Regions from separate parts of the Mus musculus genome. Here region 1 is linked to region 2. The links are chromatin contacts, found by Hi-C or POLR2A ChIA-PET in ENCODE. All regions are on one chromosome and are shown on one strand. Each heading gives the region's core, a stretch centred on a gene start or an enhancer-like site at or near the end of the contact. The rest is flanking DNA. Distances are from core to core; before and after follow the strand shown. Region 1 has its middle 54 kb from the start of Gm40038. Region 2 has its middle 7.2 kb from the start of Gm40038.

Region 1 (6,400 bases), core at 1,170-3,669, 48 kb before region 2:
TGCCTGGAGGAAAGCAGAGCAGGGCCATGAGGCCATAGCATCTCTCTGGCCTGTGTCTACCATGAACTGTGTGCCCCTGCTCCAGATGGCTTGGCTCTACCAGCCAGGGCTGTGGCCAACTCACTGGGCAACAACCAATGCACTGATTGCCATATTCACCATGGGCACCGAGCAGTAGTATTCGACCTGTCTCTTAAACAAAGTATTAAGTGTCACTGAGGAAGATTTGCTTATTACACAGAGACTGGTATCTAATCTCTCCCAACCCAAACAAACACATGTTGTGCAAAGTTACATGCCACCACAGTTAAAACAGAGGTTCTGCACTTCAGCTGTCTGGAATCATTGAAGACTAGATGATTGTGGATGACTGAATTTCCACAAACATGGAGAGTTAAGAGTTCAAGCCTCAGGCCAGGCAGTGGTGGCACATGCCTTTAATCCCAGCACTTGGGAGGCAGAGGCAGGAGTATTCCTGAGTTCGAGGCCAGCGTGGTCTACAAAGTGAGTTCCAGGACAGCCAGGGCTACACAGAGAAACCCTGTCTCAAAAAACCAAAAAAGGAAAAAAAAAAAAAAGTTCAACCCTCTGGGCTGTGCAAAGGTGGTTCAGTGACTAAGAATAGTTGCTGCTCTTGCAGAGGACCAACATTTGGGTCCCAGCATCCACGCAGCAGCTTACAAATACCTGTAACTCCAGTTACAGGGTATCCAATACCCTCTTCTAGCCTCCAAGAGCACATTGATACATGTAATGCACATACAAACAAGCAGGCACACACAGATAGATAGATAGATAGATAGATAGATAGATAGATAGATAGATAGATAGATAGATAGATAGAGATGATAGATAGATAGATAGATAGATAGATAGATAGATAGATAGATAGATAGATAGATAGATAGATAGATAGATATAGATGATAGATAGATAGATAGATAGATAGATAGATAGATAGATAGATAGATAGATAGATAGATAGATAGATAGATGGATGGATGGATGGATGGATGGATGGATGGATGGATGGATGGATGGATAGATAGATAGATAGATAGATAGATAGATAGATAGATAGATAGATAGATAGACAGACAGATATTTAAAGAGTTCAACTGTCCTCAAGTCTGAGAAACCCGTCAGAGAATGATAGCAGGGTGCCCACCATTGCTGAGCCTGGGAGAACATTATCACTCTCAGTAATTTGCCAGTGTCTTCAACATTCCTCCTGAGAAGAAGGGCAGCTCTTTCTGAAGGTGATGATGCTTGGGCAGCATTCCTCTGGTGGCCTGGCTCCAAAGCTCTCTACAGACAGATGTGTAGTGTGCCAGTTCATTCTCCTCTTCCTCCTTGCCCTGACCATCAACTGGAAATCTTGAGTGTGTAGTCATTGAGTAACAGCTTCATAGATCAGACACTGAAACGCTGTATACAGGAAACACAAACCATGTGGCCGTGTTCCTGGACTGAGGACAGATTGTTGAGGTCACAAGGCTGAAGAAATGAGCCAATGAGAAGATGCTGGGTCAAAGCCAAGTCAAGTGGGATCCCACAATGATGGACACAGAGTCCTAGCCTCTGTAATGGATAAGGTGGACATAGGAAGTCCCTGAGTTGGCCCTAGGTCCTAGGTGCTGTGGCCTGCCATGGGACACTAGTTATCCATAACAGTCTTGCCCCTGAATCACGTTCAAAACCCTGTCAGCAGGCCACCTCAGTGTGTCCCAGCAATTGCTCTCCAAATATTCAGGCAGGATACATGAAGAAGGGTGGGTCCCAGAGACCTAGACGCTGACCTGTCTACCCAGCCTTGACGCTCCCTCGTGTATGTCAGCAAATGCTTTTCGTGTCAGGCATCTGATACTTAGCATGGCAGGTTATACTGTCACTCATTCCTGCAGGGTTTGACGCTGTCTCAACATCTATTTGCTCTGCAGAATATTTTTAGCAGGAGATTGGGAGAAGGGTTGCTGAGAGAGTCGGTGGGGAAGAAAAAAAGCTGTCCTGATGTAGGCTGTGTCACATTCTCAATGCTGAGCTAAGTGCCTTGAACACATACATGTTCAAAGCGCAATTGCTAATAATGCAATTCCCACCTCCCCATGTTTATAAAAAGGAAGGACAGGAATTGAAAATAAGGCTCAGGGGATCCCTGGCAACTGCAGATCTTCCTTCCTCCCTCCAGGAGAAAGCCAGGGAACACCTAAGTGGTCTTAGAAAGATATGGCACAGAACAGGGGATTTCAAGGGGAAAAAAAAAGAAACCCTTTTCAAATACGTTTCAAACAGTCAACGCGCCTGTTTCCGGAACTCTCCAGAAGAACTGAGAGCTGAGAATGCTATGCCTCCCCCACCTCCACCCTCTAAACTGGCTTTCAGGTGACGCAATGACAAGACCTCTGCGGTGAGCTGTCTGGAGGGACACAGCCAGTCATCAGAGCAGGGGTGCTGCCATCTCTTGGATGTTCATGGCCAGAGCAAGACTCTGTCCCAGAAAGGATGGATTTCAGTGATAATATGAAATGTTACCGGGCAATCTGTTCTGAAATAATTGCTCTGCATGTTGGCCTTCTTTTCCTTTTTAGAATTTCAAAGGCATGGCAGGCGGAAAGCAGAGGCAGCCTGAGGGGCACCTAAATGACTAAATCCAGCCCACCACAAACCTAACTGCACAAAAGCTCTTCTCAATTAGTGGAATGCAATTAATGGTATTGTCGAAACACTCCTGTCACTTCAATCCAGTGCTATTTAGAGCTTCAATTTAGAACTGTGTGCAGATTTTAGGATGTGCAGTTTCTTAGCCACTGTGAGCAGTAACACCTAATCCCCGAGATTCACCTAAGTTTCAACATAGAGAGTAATGGCAGCCTTCTTTCCCATCCTTACACACACAGACACACATCCACTCACACACATGCACTCAGACATACACATACACACACAATCTTATATACACATTTTGGGGTACATACACATAGGCTCAATTTTACTCTCATACAGATACATACAGGCACATATACACAGAGGCTCATACACACAAAGATATATATTTTCTTTCTCTCTCTCTCTCTCTCTCTCATATATATATATACATACACACATATACATATATACATATATATGCAGAAGCACACACAGATGTTCACACATATATACATACACATATACCCAAGCATACATGCACACAGGGCTCATGTATTCATTCAAATATATAAATATATATATATATATATATATATATATATATACACACACACACACATATCCTCTCTTTCTTTAATACACACACACACAGAGGCTCATATACACACTAACATGCATGTATACACCCACACAGGCACACATAAATACAGTCTCCTGTACTCATTCACTGGAGAGCATCCCAGCTCAGCCATCACAACATCCCCCTCCCCAGTGGAAAACTGGATGTGTCCACATTGGAAATATCTAGGGTGTTCTGAAGTAGGATACAAATTCCAAGGCTTTCATTGCATGATGGTCCTTTTGAAATATTTATATTGATTGGCCCAGTTCCTGAGAGGAAATAGGTGTTTCTCTGATTCTCCCAAGTATAGGTCATTTTAGCTGTTGGCTTGTCATATATTTTTTTTAATCTCCACATTTCCCTGCAGATGTGAAAGGAAGATTTAAACAGCAATGTTAGCTGCTTTGGGCTAGATTTTCAAAGCTACGCCAGGGGAGGTGAAAGCACAAATCCTGTTATTGTTACAGGATTAATGCACAGAAGTCCCAGAATACCACTTTGGAAATGTAGCCTAGGAATATTATTTTAATATACTGTGTGTTATTTTTAGACCCAGCTATAGTCCAATTATCAGCTGGTGTATCAAAATGGAGACAAGACAGAGCTGTCGTTAATCCAGAATTCTAGTGAGATTTTTGGTATTTGTGTTTTCTTATCTCTTAGATATCTGGATTATTTGGAAGGAAAATTGGACAGAAACCACTGCAGCTGTTCCCTACCTGTTCTGTTGCTATAGAGGCTGCTGCTTAGAGTGCTGGTTCTATAGAATGTTTTGGCCCAGTTCCCTCGTCCCCAGGGGAGAGAGATTGTGCGAAGAGAGGCATTAAATCCTGAGATCTTTTGACCGTGTCACAAAAAAGCTGAAATCAACCATAGGACACACATGACTTCAAGGCAGCAAGCCATGGTTTCTGCCTCCAGTTATTTCTGTTTCTGCTTTGACACATCTTAGATTGTTATCCAAAAATAACTACCTGCAGAAGGTCTTCCATGGAGTGGCTTGGCTCCAAGTTGCCCCTATGGGCATCAGTGGGCACTCGCTGATTCTTCAGACCCCTGCTGTGGCTTTATTAAGCCATGCTTGTCTTTCTTTTCGGCTTCAGGAAATGTATAGAAAAGAGATGGCTACAGCTCTGGGACCGAGATGCATCCAACCCAGGAGATAAGTGGAAGCCTTTCAGTTGGAGAAGAAACACTGGCTTTGGGGACTGAGAAGGTGACTCGGTGGACAAACTGCCCCTGTGCGTTTGTGAGGGCCGGAGTTTGGATCCACAGAACCCACATTAAAGCCAGACGGGTAAAATAGTCACCTAGTCACCTTTAATCCTGGCACTTGGGAGACAGAGACAGGGTCTCCAGAACACTGAAGGGAGCTATGATAGGCAATATTGATGAGCTCTGGACCCATCAAGGACCTGCTTCAGGGAACACGGAGGAAACAGTCAGGAAGACACCTGGTATCAACTTTTGAACCTTACATGCACATGGATGTGAACATTCAAAAAAAAAGCATTCATACAACACACATACACATGCAAAAAAAATAATAAAGAGGCATTTACACAAGAGTTTTCTGAGTTTCAAATCTCAGGAGTGTCTCCTGTTATCTCAGAGTGGGGTCGGGGCGTTGCTCTGCGGTGCAGCCCATAAGCAAAGACCTGTGCTTGATCTCCAACACACACACGTACACACACACACACACACACACACACACACACACACACATCTCTCAGCATCCCTGGAGGATAGGTTCCAGCACCCCAGCACATACTAAAACCCATCAAAGCTCAAATCCATATATGAAATGGAATATTTGTGTATAAGGGACACACAATTTTCCACATCCTTTCTCTTGGTTCCTTATAACACAGTGTAAATGCTGTGCAAATCACTAGGGGGTACTATACATGCCAAGCATCTGCTCTCCTTTTTCCATCTCTTCCTCCTCCTCCTTTTCGTCCTCCTCTTCCTTCTCCTCCTCCACCACCTCCTCCTCCTCTTCTTCATCCTTCTCCTCCTCCATCGCCTCCTCCTCCTCTTCCTCCTCCTCCACCTAGTTGATCCCTCAGATAGAGAAGTTGTGGATAAGGAGGACTGACTATTAAGAACAAGCCTGTTTATTTAGTTCCAAGTGAGAAGCGGTGGATAAGGCACATCCCATTCAGCAAACGTGGGCATTTTTGTAAATTTTGTCCGTGCTCTCTAGAGCAGTGGGCTGACAAGCCTTGCTAACACCCATGTCAGGGACCTGATGTGTGTCTCATGTGGCTCTAACTCAAATTACAAGTCAACTTTCCTGTATAATCGGCACACAAAGATTAAGCTGTAAGTTGGACTGAAGGAAACTGTCGGGTTTGGTTCTCAGAGTGAACCATTCTTAACCAGTGATCTTCATCTCTGAGGCAGATATGATTGGGTCCTAGACTCTTAAAACCCAGAAATGTATGGACAGCACACACTGGAGTCAATGGCCTATTGAATCTTTTAAAAAGGACACAAAGCTGGGAGGTATGGAGGCAGAGGTGGACCTGGGAGGTCAAAACATAGGACACAAAATGTTCAAAGAATTCATCAAACATTGATCTATCATGACTGCCCTCTGAAAGGCCCAGCAAGCAGCTGAAAGTCAGATGCAGATACTTGCGCCCAACCAATGGACAGAAGTTGCTGGCCACTTGTGGCTAAATTAGGGAAAAGCTGGAAGCTGAGGAGGGAAACCCTGTAGGAAAACCAGTGGTCTTAATTAACCTGGCTCCCAGGATCTTTCAGACAGTGAGCCACTAACCAGGCAGCATACACCAGTTGATACGAGGTCCCTGACACCTATACAGCAGAGGACTTGCAGGGTCTGGGCTCAGTCAGAGAAGATGTACCTAATCCTTGAGAGACTTGAGGCCCCGGGGAGTGGGGAGGTCACGTGGGGTGGGGTAGACCAGGTGAGGGGGAGGAGGAGGAGGTGTGAAATGCAGAACACTGGGAGGATGAACAGGAAGTGGATAAAGTCTGGACTGTGAAAAAAGATTAAAGAATATTTTTTTTAAAAACTGCAAAAAAAAAATAAATTAAATTTAAAAAGTCCCAGAAGTGTCTTCAGGTATAGCATTGGAAGTAAAAATAGGTCAATTAATTTTT
Region 2 (6,098 bases), core at 1,475-3,974:
AGATGAAAGTGCAGGAACAAAAAAAAAAAATGACTGTTTTCCTTTACGATGGCCAAATGAGAAGAGGACACAGGGACAATGAACGAAGCATCCTGTAACAGTTCCAAGAGCAAGCCTCGCGTGCTGTGACTTAGAGTGACTGACATTGACAGTTTTGCATCTAAAGCCAAGTCTGCATGTAAGCTAAACAGGGACACTACTGTCCAGTTTGACCAGTGAGGTGCTTGAGGTTCGGAGTGTTAGCTGACTTGCCCATCCACACCCATGAAGCTCACACTGGGATTTATGCAGCACCACCTGACCCAAAAGACTGAAACTCTCTGCATTCCTCACGCAGTGCCAACCCACATAACATGAGGAATCTCCCCCATCCATAGTTCCTCTCCTCAACCTTCTCGTGTACACACATTTCCCATTCAAAACCTTGGAAAACGGAACTCTGAGGAAGCAAAAGTATAAGCCTTCATTATAAGAGAAGAGACCCCCGCCCCCCTTAGCTTTGGGATGCCCTCTGTTCTAGCATCCATGCAGTCTAAGTGTTGGTTGAAGCAGAACGAGAGCTGGTGAGTTCCAGCTTGCAGAAGCAGCTGCCCCTGTGGGTGGTACCAAGAGCCCCGGGTCTTCCCGGCTGGTCTCCCACAGCTGGCAGGTGATGTCATCTCTGGCAGGGAAAGGTGCTCATGGGAAGAGGAACAGAAAGGCCTGTGGGAGGGCAGACGGGGTCATGCTGAAGGGGCTCGGGGGCAAACCCAAGGATCAGGGATTCATTTCTCATACTCAGCAGCCCATAGCCAGGGCAGTAAGCCAAGGAGCCCACATGTGGGGCAGGAAGAGCTAGCTAGGAGCACAGAGCTTTCCAAAGATGTGTTTGCACCCCCATCCCAGACCTACTGAATAAGGATCCCAGGTCAAGCTGACCTCAGATGGCTCAGAGAGGCAGAAACCTAAAACCTGTATCAAGATCAGCTCTTCACACTCTGTAGTATTTATTAAAACCTCTTAAACATCAGACTCCGGGCTAGCCACAGATGAGAGAGATAAACACAGACAAGACCTGGTTCTTAAGTGCACAGTTCACCAGAGGAGACAGAAGTGAAGAACTATACACAGAAACACACATAAAATTACTGACGTTTTCTCGTGCCCAAGCTGTCTACCACAGCTGCATCAGCTGAATTCCCCAGCTCCTGAGAAACTCAGTGCTATCCATCAAAAGGAGCGGTGTTCAGTAAGGCAGAACCTGAAAGGAGGAAAGCGCCCTCTGGTGGCCCTCTGAGTAGTGGCAACTGCAAGAGCCCCAGTTCTACTACAGTTAGTGGACCATGGCTCCAGGTTGGTGGCCAAAGTCTCAGAGTAGCCAGGAGCGGAGAGGATTTTGCTTTGCTTGAAGTGGCAGGTCAGTCCCACTCTTCCTTGTGTCTTTTGGTTTGGGGGTCATGTATCTGAACAGCTGTCACCGTTCTCATCTGTGCTATCACGTGACCGGTTCTGAAGCCAGGCTTCGCTCTAAGTCCCTGAAACTCTAGCACGGGGAAGACACAGCAGAGAAGCACTCAGCACACATATGGCTGAGAAGCAAACTAGCGGTGCTATCCCAACCCGCCCAGCTGTGCCCCGCTTTTTTATTTTTTGTAGGATCTTGGGAGCAGGACAAATAATCACACTCCCTAAGTCTCTGAAAATAAACGAGTTCTTAAAATATTTAAATATAATCTATGTCCTTCCTAAGAGTCTCTGTGAAAATAATATTCATAAGGGGTAAACTTTGTGCTTGGAGCTAAGCCTGGTATGGCTTAATTTGCAATAGAATAACATGTAAATTTATGATAATAAACTATATTATTTAAATGAAATTATAAAAATAAGAGTAACTCACTCATATTCAGTTTTCATGAATGCTGACACCTCTTGAAGAACATGGCAGCACGATTTGTATTCGGGCCTGGGTTGGAGCGTGATCCACGGGAATCCGGGAATGTTGGCTGGAAGCATGGACACAAGGAGCCCAGGCAAATCTCCTCCTTGTGGTATATTCAGCATTTCCTGCACATCCTGACCCAAGAAGCCATGAAAGAATCCACTCAGCACAGGCACCTGTGTTATGGGGCTGACACAATCACTCAGCAGCAGTTGTCGGAGGCTGTCAGGGATGCAGGATGTATCGAGAGGAAGCAGAAAGAGAGGACGTCTGAGGGTATGATGGGGGGCTTCGGGAGAGCGGGTAGAAAAAAGCACAAGGAAAAGCATCAAGAGCTGTTTGCAGCAGCTGCTTACTGTATGAAAACGTAAACAAACCAGCCAGCAGTGTCCAAAGGAAGCTTGCATTTTGAGACATCTTGATTCTGCCTCTAACTGAAGCTTGTGACATTCCTTCCTGAATGAAGAAATAACAGAGACTATGAAGTACATCTGCCAACGATGTAATACATCTGAGCTGGAAGACAGCAGCAACACACAAGCGAAGAGATGGTTGGCTGAATCACTCATCACTGGGCAGCCTGGTCCCTCACTGGATTCCACCTGAGGAGAGCCAAGAGTCGCTCTGTCCATGAGATCTGGCTGAGCCCAGGGTGTCAACCCAGCACCTGTGTCTGGGAGGTACTTGCCAGGGGCTGACAGTGGCCAGGGAAATGGCTGCAGTCACCTCCAGATGACAGACAACTCGGTCCTCATCATTCCTAATTTTGGACTGTGCCTTTGAGGCTCTCTGGCGGCGATAAGCCTGCCTGACTCCAGGCACCATCCTGGCAAAGTCTACCAGAGAGAAGGCGGCTACAAATAACAGTGCTAGCCGTGGAGTCAGCCACTGAAGGGTTGAAATTCTATGCTTGTCAGTTAATAGTCGTGCCTCCATGAGCACCAGTTTCTCTGTTAAAATGCCAATTTTAAGACGTTTATCTGAGTAGAGGAGGATAGGGTAGTATATGTGTGAGCTTGCTATCAGAGGTCTGTCACTGTGAGCTTCCTAGGACTCCTCTCTTCCCTAAACCTGAAGTCATTAAATGGTAACCCTGAGCAACTCTGTATCGTTTGCTTCTGCATATCATGGGCCAATGTTTAAACATATTTTATTATTACATCTTTAAGAATCCCATGCATTCATTCAATGTAAACTCCTTAGTGTTCCCCTTAGCTCCTTCTAGATTCACCCCCAACCCTCTCCCAACCTCATGACCTCTTTTTTAAAATCTGTGCTGTCCTGTCAGGGCAGTAGTGGTGCACACTTCTAATCCCAGCAAGAGGGAAGCAGAGGCAGATGTCTGTGAGTCTGAGGCCAGCCTGGTCTACAGAGTTCCAGGGGAGCCAAGGCTACACAAAGGAACCCTATCTCAAAAAAACAAACAAAGCAACTAAAAAACAAAAAATGTGCAGCCTGATAATCACGGATATGGGACCATCCAGCCATCCAGTGGAGCATGGGGGATCCATCAGGAGCCACACTCTTGGAGAAAACCGACTCTCTCTCCTCGAGATGCTATCAACTACAGTAGTTCCTCAACTAGGGGTTGGGTGGGGGCTCATGTGGCCCCTCCTCACTTCTGGCTAGAGGATAGACTAACCTCGTCTTCTATAGGTCCTATGCTGTGAATTCGTGGGTGCAGAGGATGGAGCGTTTTTAATTTCTGTTTTTATTATGTCTTATTTAGTCCTTCATCTGGTCTATTAGGAAGTGCATTAAATTTTAAAGGAGGCTTTTTACATCCACTAAGCATTTTGACCTTTTCTGGAGCAATAGTTACTAATCACCCTGCTGTGTGTCCAGGCCTCAGGCTCTCAGACCTGTAAGGTCAGGGACTCAGACCTGTAAACCTGGGAAGGATATTACCAGTGAAATTTCACATGGCCACACAAAGTGTTTCAATTAACTCAATTTTCCTCGATTGATATTAACCTTTAAAATAGCAATTAATCTCACAGTGGTCTGCTTCTCTCTTCCACTAGAAATCAAGCATTTAGGCCTGGGAGATGGTCCCATGGGTAAAATCACTACCTAGACAAGCCTGCTGGCCAGAGTTCAATCCCCAGAGCCTACATAAGCAGGACTTGGTAGCATGCATCTGTAATCCCGGCACTCACGTGAAGAGATGGAAGATGCAGACAAGAGAATTGTCAGGAAGTTCACAAGCCAGCTAGCCTACAGTAGAGAGTGAAGAAGCAGGACCAAGAAGGGGCTGTAGTGGATTCCCAAAAGCTGCCCCCCTTCTCCACACTGATCCTCTAACCAGTGTGGACTCACACTCACACATAGACACAGGATTGAGGTTTTGCCTTCTCTATCTCCTGCTCAGTCCCTGGCTTGAAATCAGGCCGGCAAGTGTGTGTGTGTGTGTGTGTGTGTGTGTGTGTGTGTGATATGTACTGCCATATGTGTATGTGATATGATATGTATGTGATAGTTCTTGTCATCTGGAAAGAGGAAGCCTCACTGAGCAATTGCTTCCTCCAGACTGACCTGTGGGCATGTCTGGGTGCATTTTCCTCACTCATAATTGATGTGGGGGTGCCCAGCCCACAGGGGTGGAGTCACCCCTGGACAGGTGGTCCTGGTTATGTAAGATAGCAAGTTGAGCAAGCCAGATAGCAGCACTATGACCTCAATTTCATTGCTGATGCTAGGTTCCTTTCTTGAGTTCCCACCCTGTTTTCCTTAATGAAGGACTGACTGCCTGTAAGCTAAGAAAACCCTTTCCACCCCAAGATGCTTTTGGTTATGGCGTTTACCACATCGACAGAAAGCAAACCAAGATACCATATTCTTGGAGCCAATGAAGGCAACTATGATAACTTTTAGTTTAGGGAAGAGGAGCTGTATTAAATTAAGTGCTAAATTTTATTTTACTAAAAAGCGTAAACACAAGAAGTGATCAAAAGCAAGTATTTTTGTGGCTACTGTGACAAGTTCAGACAGTACAGAGGGAGGGGACTAGCCTCCTAGAGTTCTTAGACCCATAGTTCCCATGGAGAATTACAGTGGGCTTATTGTTTAATTCAGTAGTTAAAGCGTTGAAGTAAATGTACACTCTCAATCAGAATATGGGTACATGAGATATTGTCAATCCTATTTCTCCTTTGTTGGCTCATGAAGGATCTCTCCAATGTTGTCCTGCCTTGTCTAACTAGCTGCCACTGCTGGTCACGGACAGCCCTCCAGCTAAAGTCACAGGAAATCCTAACTCCTTGTCTTGGAGTCTATGCTTAATGATTAGAAGTCTATAAATACCTCAGGCACTAATATAATGTCATCATCCCTCCCTCTGAGCTCATTCAACCCCCACCATACAGTGATCTTCAGAGTGAAAGGGAAACTGTCCCAACCAAGTCTACCTTTGTCATAGCACCCAATGTGTGTTCCAAGATCATCACTTAGCAGGGTATCTTGGCTGCAACGCTTAATCCGCAACTCAGTCCATGTGGTGAATTACCGACCCTGTCTCAGCTTGGGGTTCCTTGTCTGTAAAAAGTGGGATGATTATCACAAGGGCTTTTGTGAAGAGCAAAAGAGACAAGGCAGGCAGATGGCAAGTCGGAAACACTCAATAGATGCCCATTATTGGTACATGCCAAGAGTCCCAGCATCTTTCTCCATCGATGGAAGTCTAACTGCAGGGGAACCTGAAAACAGATCTTGATTCCCCAGACGTTATGCAGAACACTATGAGACTCTTCTAAAACTAAGGTGTTCTTTTCTCTGTTTTTATTAAAGCACGTAGGACCTGCTTCCCCCGGAATTTGCCTACCCAAAAGAAAGTTCCTGTTTGCTCAGCACACACATTTGCAAGGTGCCTCTCTCATGCTTCAGAAGGCTGAAGACATTTGCAACAGTGTAGCAGTCTCAGCGGACTATCAGGTTAGAGAAAAGGTCCAGAAAGATGCCTTCCTGGGTCTGCTTCTAAGCAGTTCACAAGGACTATCCATACACCTGCAAGAGAGACATATACCTTGAGGTTTACTTTAAATTTAGTTTTAAAATCATATTATGAGTGTGTGGGTATGTGCATGTGAGAACATGTGCCCAAGGAGGCCAGGGGCATCACATCCCCTGGAGATGACATTAAGGGTAGCTGTCAGGCACTGGGTGTGGAAGACGGGAATCAAAC

What was found. Hi-C counts contacts between places; a loop is a spot of excess contacts on that map. ChIA-PET counts read pairs that join two places held with the same protein, here RNA polymerase II (POLR2A).
Region 1: a loop to region 2 is called in a map of heart, with 2.8 times the contacts of the local background. The contact joins two enhancer-like sites. A Hi-C loop is called at or near these places in 5 of 37 maps with a recorded cell type or tissue (Patski and heart). POLR2A ChIA-PET finds 5 or more read pairs at or near these places in 1 of 5 experiments (Patski).

Annotation. Positions count from the first base shown.
Region 1 is chr3:41,224,715-41,231,114 of GRCm38, reverse strand. No RefSeq gene overlaps it. Among named protein-coding and RNA genes, the nearest start is that of Gm40038, 54 kb to the right of the region's middle. Within about 2 kb of position 2,419, at least 1 of the 3 ENCODE cell types and tissues checked has a DNase peak (open chromatin) inside an H3K27ac peak, as active enhancers do; it is heart, where a contact is called at or near this core.
Region 2 is chr3:41,177,642-41,183,739 of GRCm38, reverse strand. No RefSeq gene overlaps it. Among named protein-coding and RNA genes, the nearest start is that of Gm40038, 7.2 kb to the right of the region's middle. Within about 2 kb of position 2,724, at least 1 of the 3 ENCODE cell types and tissues checked has a DNase peak (open chromatin) inside an H3K27ac peak, as active enhancers do; it is heart, where a contact is called at or near this core.